2 separate regions of the Homo sapiens genome follow, and region 1 is linked to region 2. The links are chromatin loops, found by intact Hi-C in ENCODE. Cell type or tissue: A673. All regions are shown on one strand. Each heading gives the region's core, and the rest is flanking DNA. Links, peaks and the distances in the headings are about the cores only. Region 1 overlaps CCDC88C (coiled-coil domain containing 88C). Region 2 overlaps DGLUCY (D-glutamate cyclase).

Region 1 (4,383 bases), core at 169-4,168, 210 kb before region 2:
TTTCACATTGACTTTTCCCAAGCCCTAAAGGAGGGCTGAGGCTGTTAAACAACTCACACTATTGTCCAACACGTACAGATATTTACCAGCTGAGACATGTTTGAGAAAGCATTAGCCGTTGCTGACACGGTGACATGTGACCCTGGATAATGGAGAAATGTGATTTCCAGCACTGAGTGGAGGGGGGTTGGTGTGTTCAGGAGTAGAGTACACCTCACGGTTTAACATCCCCTCCTGCAGTGTGGATAGGAGCCATAGAAAGACAATAAGGAGGGACGAGAAGACCATCTTCTATGTTCTCTGCAGGTGCTGGCCTCTCCTGGCATGCGGCCTCGGCCCCCGTTCTAATCTGACTCAGAGATGGTCTGAGATACGCACTCGGGCCATGTGGGTTGTGTAATTATCCCCCTCTTCTTCTCGAGTGCTAGTTAGCAGCACACTGGATATAGAGATTCCGCATGTTATGCAATAGAGCGACTTACGAAACTAGTTGTGTCTTAACAGAAACACATTTTTAAAGGCCTAACAGGAGCTTTCTTGGTGAAGAATTTCTATAGTGGCCACTTGTAGAATAGTTATGAAACCCACCCTCTTTTTTGTCTTCCGTAAAATTGGATTTTTTTTTTTTTTTTTTATAGACAGGGTTTTACTCGTCACCCAGGCTGGAGTGCACTCGTGCAACATAGCTCACTGCAGCCTGGAACTCCTGGGCTCAAGCAATCCTCCCGAGTAGCTGGGACCACAAGGCCTCAGTGCCACACCTAGCTGATTCTTAATTTTTGTAGATCCGAGTTTTTTCTGTGTTGCCCAGGCTTGTCTTGAACTCCAGGCTCAAGCCTCCCACCTCAGCCTCTCAAAGTGCTGGGATTACAAGCGTGTCCACCGTGCCCCACCAGAACTGGAATTTTAAAATCTCCTTATTTGTGAACAACGTCCTGCATCTAGGCACAGAAGACTGATCTGCCCCAAGAAATACTTAGGGGGATGTAAGTGGTAGACTGGGCTGTGAGCCGGCACGCTGAGGAGAGCCTGTACCCAGACGAGCGGGCATGACTGATAGCTGATGCCTGGGCCTTCTCTCCAAGCCCACGGGTGTGAGGGCGGGAAGGCAGCTCATCGCCTGTGCCCCACCTCGGGCTGGGCAGAGCAGCTCTGATGTATCCCTCGCTTAGGAAGCCCATGCTATAAATGAGAGAAGTCTCCTCATTTATAACTTGTACCAAAGACCTGCTTAGTGCTGGATCCTGAACCATCAGATTAGAAAGGCTCAGTAGCATCTCTTTAATCTTTATTTCTTCTTCTTCTTATTTTCTTTTTTGGAGACAGGATCTCCATCTGTTCCCCAGGCTGGAGTGCAGTGGTGTGATAACTCACTGTATCTTCGACCACCCAGGTTCAAGCGATTGTTCCACCTCAGCCTCCCAAGTAGCAGGGATCCCAGGCACATACCACTATACCTGGCTAATTTAAGAGTGTGTGTGTGTGTGTGTGTGTGTGTGTGTGTGTGTGTGAAGATGGGGTCTTGCTATGTTGCCCAGGCTTGGTCTCGAAATCCTGGCCTCAAGCTATCCTCTTGCCTCAGCCACCCAAAGCGTTGAGACTACAGGCATTAACCACTGCGCCTGGCCTCCTTATTTTTTAATTGCACAAGCCATACAATAAAAATAAGGGTATCTTTTAAAAAAGAAACATCATACTGCTGTCCTAGCATGTCATCTATTGCCTTTTTTTCCAAGACCTCTCTACCTATGCAGACATAACTTTAGCTTTCATTTTATTTTTTAAATATGCTTTTTCTTTTTTCATAACCCCATTAAATCTCTTGTAGGCATACTTTTTATTTGCTAACAATCAAGACAGAAATACAGTTAGGCTTTGGCTTTCGTGTTTGTTTGCATCTTACGTGCTCCTTGCTGTCATTTTAGCTCCTTCGTAGTCACCACGGGATGGCTGTGCACCCGTCCGGGGGCTTCATTACTTGTAATTTACTTAATCCCTCTTTATTTTTGTTTCCGGTTCTTAATGGTATCTTTTCCCCCTTTGTTTCTGCAGGAAGTTCTCCAGCAGCTGATTGTAATGAATTTGCCCAATGTTTTGATGATTGGCAGAGACCCACTGTCTGGTGAGTGAAAGCCGCTCCCTTCTCCCCTGTGGTGCCCAGCCAGAGGCATGGCGTTGGGCAGCTGCTGGCCATCGAGCTCCGGCTGCCAGCTTGGGCCAGCACAGTGAAAACACGTGATCGTTTTGGTGAGATTTTAAAGAGTGGGTTCATTACCCTGAGGCATTCAGCCAAGGGCACATTTCTTCCTTAAGAATGAAGCCTCCCAGGCCGGGCGCGGTGGCTCACGCCTGTAATCCCAGCACTTTGGGAGGCCCAGGCGGCCGGATCATGAAGTCAGGAGATCGAGACCATCCTGGCTAACAAGGTGAAACCCCATCTCTACTAAAAATACAAAGAATTAGTTGGGCATGGTAGTCCCAGCTACTCGGGAGGCTGAGGCAGGAGAATGGCCCGGAGCTTGCAGTGAGCTGAGATTGTGCCACTGCACTCCAGCCTGGGCACAGAGCAAGACTGTGTCTCAAAAAAAAAAAAAAAAAAAAAAGAATGAAGCCTCCCAACCGCTCAGATGTGTGTGCAGAGGCCAGTGAGGCCACCGCCTTGTTCCTCCTGGGAAGATGAGTTTGGGTTTAGGTGCCTGAGTCATACCATCTGGTGGACTCACCTCCTCAGTAAGTGTGGAATCAGCTGACACCATCAGGGAGTGTGGTACCTTAGACAAGAGAGTAAGAATCTCTTTAGAGAACTGACATCTGTCACTGGGGTCCTGCGAGGTTCATGCTCGGTGACGGAGCTCATTGATCTGTCTTATGTCTCCCTGTTGGACTCAGCTCTCCTGGCAGGCACGCGTTCTAGGTCCCCGCAGTCTCTGACGCTCAGTGTGAGTTTGAAAGACTCAATGAGGCCGAGCGCAGTGGCTCACTCCTATAACCCCAAAACTTTGGGAGGCCGAGGCAGGAGGATCGCTTGAGCCCAAGAGTTTAAGACCAGCCTGGGCAACATAGTGAGATCTCATCTCTAATTATAAAATGAAAAAAAGAAAGACCAAATTAAATGTCCTCCTGGCATCTTACAGAAAGTCAGAACTTAATCTCTGCCTGTCAGATAACTTCCTTGGTGCATTAAATGGAGTAATGCCTTGCGTCCCTTTCACCTGTGTGTGTTTACCTGCACCCATAGCTGGTGGACAGAAGTCGCAGGCCCCAGGGACAGAGTTACTCGCTGGCTAGGACTTCCCTTGTTCTGATGGAGACCTTGTCATCATTTTGAAACCTTAGGTCTGGGGCCTCCTGGAGTAGGTGAGGGGTCAAGGAACACAGGAAAAGCCACACCTGTAGGATGGTAATAAACCGTGAATCCTAAACATTAGAGACATTTCCAAAAGGGACTCGGGCTTCCTCTGTTGGCGTCTCCTCAGCCTGGTCTCACTGCAGCCTGGCCATCCCCTCTCCTGTCCGTATGACAGTAGCTAGTGGCCTTGAGACTTTAGAAGAGTTCACTGAGTAACCAGCCGAGGACAAAGCTGGTAGGAGAGCAGTCTTCTTTTAGTGCCACCGCCCTGAGAACATCAGCAGCGGCTTCCTTGTTCCGTGGGGGCGCTCTTTCTGGGCTCCAGCTGGCTGAGGTGTCCGCCTTTGCATGAGCCAGAAGGAAGAGCATCCCTGGACCCCTGATAGTCTTCAGTGCTCTGGCCTGTGGGCACTCACCGCCTTACATGGAGACCCTGCAGAGGCCACCCCTGGTCCTCCTGGTGGCCCCCGGCAGCAAGCGCCCTCCCCCACTTCCCGTGTTAGTAGCAGGGGGCCTTTGGTTCTGCTCCCCTGCCAGCTCTGCCATGGGGCCATGTGTGTTCCGGCTTTATTTCATGGCTCCCCCAGAGAAGGGCGGGGACGCCAGATGCAGTCCATGCTGGCCACAGCCCTGGGCTCCAGGGACCGGGGGACTCTCATGATTTCTGGTAACTTCAGGGAAGTGGAGCCTGTTTTGCTGAGCAGAACTCTGCCACCTTCCTAGTTTATTTGGGGCTGGTTACGGGAGGAGATGAGAGTGATGCCTGTAGAGGTTGGCGGTAGCTTAGTCCTGTTGTTCTGTCTGCCCTGGAGACAGTGGAGGAGCAAAAGGAGGGGACAGCCACTCCGTCTGCCCTGGAGACAGTGGAGGAGCAAAAGGAGGGGACAGCCACTCCTTAGCACGCCCACCCTGTGCTTGGCACTGAACGTGCGTTACAAATGCAATGAAAGACCGAGCGTGCTGGCGAGACACTAGTTCTACAAAAAATAAAAAAGTTAGCCGGGCATGGTGACACGCACTCATAGTCCTAGCTA
Region 2 (4,347 bases), core at 348-4,347:
GATAATTGCTTCACTAGGCAAAGGCAAACCCCCTTAAGTGAGTTTCCTGAGGACTCAGAGAGGAAGGCCACAGGTGCTCCAGGAGGAGGATGCACCATCAGGGACCTTGGACAATGACAGCAAGACAGTGAGAAGCCTCTGGGGACCATTCTACAGGGGACTTCTTCCCTGGCCGTGCAGCTGACAGGCCCCAGGAAGCAGAGTCCCTGGGCTCTCCCTGGCAGCTCTCGGTGCATTTCCAGGGGAACAGCTTGGCAGCCCCGTGCTGGGTGGTGCGCTCCATCTATTTCTATGGTACCTATCACCATGGTACCTACTTGCTCTGAAAAACACAGCTAAAAACAGAACATAAAGAATAGGAGCACAGTCCGCTTCCCTGCAGTCACCTTCTGCAGCTGTTGTTATGCCTCAAGATTGCTCTCATGGGCCCCCTTCCATTCTGAGTTTCCATGTTTTTGTTGTTTGTGACCTTCAAAAACAAGAGGCTTACTAGCCGCATCAGCCTTGTCTTGGGGACAATGTGTGTGGCCTGAGGCTTCAAAAATGTCCCACTCGTCTTGCTGCAGGTGTACATTCCTCCGGGGGACACAGTCACCCAGGAAGCAGCTCCTCCCAGGGCTTGCTCGGAGCCCCATATGAGATGTTTTCGGGAAAGGGGAAAAAGTGGGAGTGGAGGATGACTGTGACGTTAGTGGGCATAGATGCCCCGAGGAAGGACCTGCGCTTATTCCAACAAAGAGGATCCTAAGCTTTCTCAGGAACATGCTGGAAATTGTGCTCAGGGAAAGATCCACAAGGCCAAATCACTTCTCCAAAGGTTTTCTTTAACTCAACAATTATCCTTCACAGCAGTGCTCAGCCCATCCATGGTAGTCAGACAGAACTTGAGTTCAGATCCCAACTCAGCCACTTGCCAGCCATGTGAGATTAGTGGGCAACCTCTCGAAGGTTAAATTTACTCATTTTTAAAATGGGGCATGGGCCAGGCATGGTGGTACACGCCTTAATTCCAGCACTTTGGGAGGCTGAGGAGGGTGGATGGCTTGAGCTCAGGAGTTTGAGACAAGCCTGAGCAACATGGTGAGACCCTGTCTCTACAAAAATATACAAAAATTAGCTAGGCATGGTAGCTGTGGTCCCAGCTACTCGGGAGACTGATGCGGGAGGATTGCTTCAGCCTCAGAGGTCAAGGCTGCTGTGAGCCATGATCACGTCACCGCACTCCAGCCTGGGCAACAGGGTGAGAGCCTGTCTCCAAAAATAAAAAAGAAAATTAAAGAGGGAAAAGGAAATGGGGATGAGTGTATAGACCTTACAGGGACAAGCCCCTTGCTGTGACCTCGGCCTCCATGGTCATTTCTTAGCTTTCCCATCTACAAAATGGGGAGGATAATGGCACCTGCTTCAAAAAAGCTTTGGGATAGTTCCAGGAGATGATGTATGTAAAGTGCTGAGAGAGCACCGGGTATGTTGCAAGCGCTCAATAACTGCTGGAGATGCAGGTGTGAGGAGGAGGAGGGGGATGGTGGTGACAGTTGGGACAAGGATGCTCTGTGGGTACCATTGGTGTCAACCCCGTCTTGGTTCTCCTAGGCGTGACTTCCTGTCCTCAGTCCTGGTGGAGCGGGTACAAATGGGGCCTCAACTCACAAGTGGACCCCTCCCTCCAGACTCCCAGATGCATTCATCAGTGTCTCTGGGCATAGTGGATGTAGCTGAGGATAAGCTCAGGCTGTGAGGTGGGTACACCATGCAGAAGGGTCATCAGCCCAGGTGCTCGATGTGATACACAGGACAAAGGAATTCTCATGTCCTGGAGAAAACCCCAATGTGGTTACCTGCTTGTCAGCTTTGGAGTCAACAGCCCTGAGGACTCAAGTCCCCTTTTGACAGAGTGGCTCTGGACAAGTCACTTGCCTTTCCTTCTCCATCTGTGAAATGGGGCAGAGAGGGAGGTTGGGAGCATTAAAAGAGAAAACGTAGGAGAAGCCTCCAGCCTAGTGTCAGCACACAGTGGGCTCTCAGCAGCTGTGGGCTCCCTTCTTTTCTAACCCCCCACGCTGAACATTTTAAGGCTGAGTAAATACTCCATTTAATGAATAAAGGATTAGGCTCTATAATAGGAGGAAACAGGCTCATTTCCTGAATTTGCTAGTAATCCGGTAAATGCTGCACTAAAACTCCCAGACTCACACAAAGCCTGAGGCCCCGCAGGCTCCCCACAAGGCCCCTTCCAGCACCCCCAACTCCCTCCCAAATGCTCCATTTCTCACAACTCACTTTCAAGAACAAAGAATGCTCTGCTCTAGCCAAACAAATCTGTGGGCTACAATCATATACTGCTTGTGCCTTCCTGCCTTTTTATTTCACAAAAGCAACTTTCCTGTTGTGATCTTTGTGGCTGTCTCCCTGACAAACCCCACTTCCCACGAGAGCTCCCAATTTTCATTTGAGGGTCCATGTGCTTCCAAGGACAGAGCATGCCACTTAAGCTAAGCCAGTCAGCTCATTCCATCCCCCTGGCAGGCAGGGATGGATTCCTGAGATCTAAGCTGGTCCAATCAGGATGACTCCCATGACTCCTTTTTTTGTGATACGCAGTCTTGCTCTGTTGCTAAGGCTGGAGTGCAGTAGTGTCATCTCAGCTCACTGCAACCTCTGCCTCCCAGGTTCAAGCAATTCTCTTGTCTCAGCCTCCTTAGTAGCTGGGACTACAGGCACCCTCCACCATGCCCAGCTAATTTCTGTATCTTTAGTAGAGACAAGGTTTCACCATATTGGTCAGGCCGGTCTCAAACTCCTGACCTAAGGTGATCCACCTGCCTCAGCCTCCCAAAGTCCTGGGAGCCACTGTGCCCAGCCCTGCTCTTCCTGTTTTGACCATTTATATAGTTACCTGATAAATGTTTGTTACCAAACGGCCAGTAGAATCTCCTGAAACCAGAAACACCCTGTCCCAGGGACCCTCCCACCCCGGCTGAGCAGTCTGAAAAGTACCAGGCTCTGGGCTGAATGCTTGACATATGTCATCTCATTTTCAGAAAATGGCTCATTGCATTTATGTTATTCTTGGACCCAAGGGCTGGTGGCGTTTTTCCAAGGCTTGTGAGTGGAGCCTGTTTGGATTGGAAGAGGAGATCTTACACAGAGGAACTAATGCAGAGAGCGGTGGCCCTTCGCGGTGGCACAGAGCTGGATGGAAAGGACAAGGCCTTTAGGTTTAATAATTGACTCTACTTATTACGTGGATGATCTTGGGCAAGTTACTTTGCATATTTGTGTCTCCGTTTTTTCATGTGGCAAATGAAGATGGAATCCCTACACTTCTCTGGGTTATTGGAAGATTAAATCATGTTAGTCAAATACCCAGCACAATGTCTGGCATAGTCTTGCTCTTTCTCTACTGTATTTCTCCTCTGCTGAACACTGACCAGTGGCTGGGCCCTCACAGGTATATTGTCCCCCCATTCTCTGTGGATGACCATCAACCCCACCCAGGAGCTGAAGGGTGATATAGAGGTTCAAGAAAACATTGGCCACCAGGTGGGAAGAAGTCTCCATCCCATTCCTTGCCAAACATAGATTTGCTGTCAGAAAGGCAGAGCGTGTGGAGAAACGGTTGGAGACCAGGCCACTTGTTTCATTGCAAATCCGTTGTATTTAGATTACACCTAAGGCTTTGTCCTCTTGTCTCTGCTCAGCAAGCCACGAACACTTCCAGATCTGACAGCCTGAGCAAACTGTTCCTCAGAACTGCTGCCAGGCGCGGTGGCTCATGCCTGTAATCCCAGCACTTTGGGAGGCAGAGGCGGGCAGATCACGAGGTCAGGAGATGAAGACCATCCTGGCTAACACATTGAAACCCCGTCTCTACTAAAAATACAAAAAATTAGCCGGGCGTGGTGGAGGGCGCCTGTAGTCCCAGCTACTTGGGAGGCTGAGGCAGGAGAATGGCATGAACCCGGGAGGCAGAGCTTGCAGTGAGCCGAGATTGCGCCACTGCACTCCAGCCTGGGCGACAGAGCAAGACTCCGTCTCAAAAAAAACAAAAACAAAAACAAAACAAAACAAAAAAAGAACTGCCAAAACTGCCATTAGATCCTTTTTTTTTTTTTTTTTTTTGAGAGGGAGTCTCGCTGTGTCACCCAGGCTGGAGTGCAGTAGCACGATCTCGGCTCACTGCAACTTCCGCCTTTCCATTTCAAGTGATTCTCCTGCATCAGCCTCCTGAGTAGTTGGGACTACAGGCATGCACCACCACGCCGGCTAGTGTGTGTGTGTGTGTGTGTGTGTGTGTGTGTGTGTGTGTGTTTAGTAGAGATGGTGTGTTGTGTGTGTGTGTGTGTG

Evidence for each region. Hi-C counts contacts between places; a loop is a spot of excess contacts. Peaks named below come from ENCODE experiments on the same cell type or tissue, not always from the same donor. Only the 100,000 strongest peaks of a DNase experiment are listed, where the experiment ranks them.
Region 1: it touches region 2 in a loop (15-fold over the local background); 1 of 110 quality-filtered maps calls a loop at or near these places.

Annotation. Positions count from the first base shown.
Region 1 is chr14:91,357,381-91,361,763 of GRCh38, reverse strand. CCDC88C (coiled-coil domain containing 88C) reads left to right here. Exons shown (of 30, transcript NM_001080414.4): 4 at 2,053-2,122. Among named protein-coding and RNA genes, the nearest start is that of CCDC88C, 58 kb to the left of the region's middle. RefSeq lists enhancers at 638-1,137, 1,138-1,639. In A673, for the core only: no CTCF peak of the experiment used is centred there; DNase peaks (open chromatin) are centred at 453 and 2,053; H3K4me3 peaks cover 355 bases; H3K27ac peaks cover 2,187 bases.
Region 2 is chr14:91,142,805-91,147,151 of GRCh38, reverse strand. All of the region lies in intron 1 of DGLUCY (D-glutamate cyclase), which reads right to left. Among named protein-coding and RNA genes, the nearest start is that of SNORA11B, 19 kb to the right of the region's middle. In A673, for the core only: no CTCF peak of the experiment used is centred there; DNase peaks (open chromatin) are centred at 2,151 and 2,491; H3K27ac peaks cover 1,583 bases.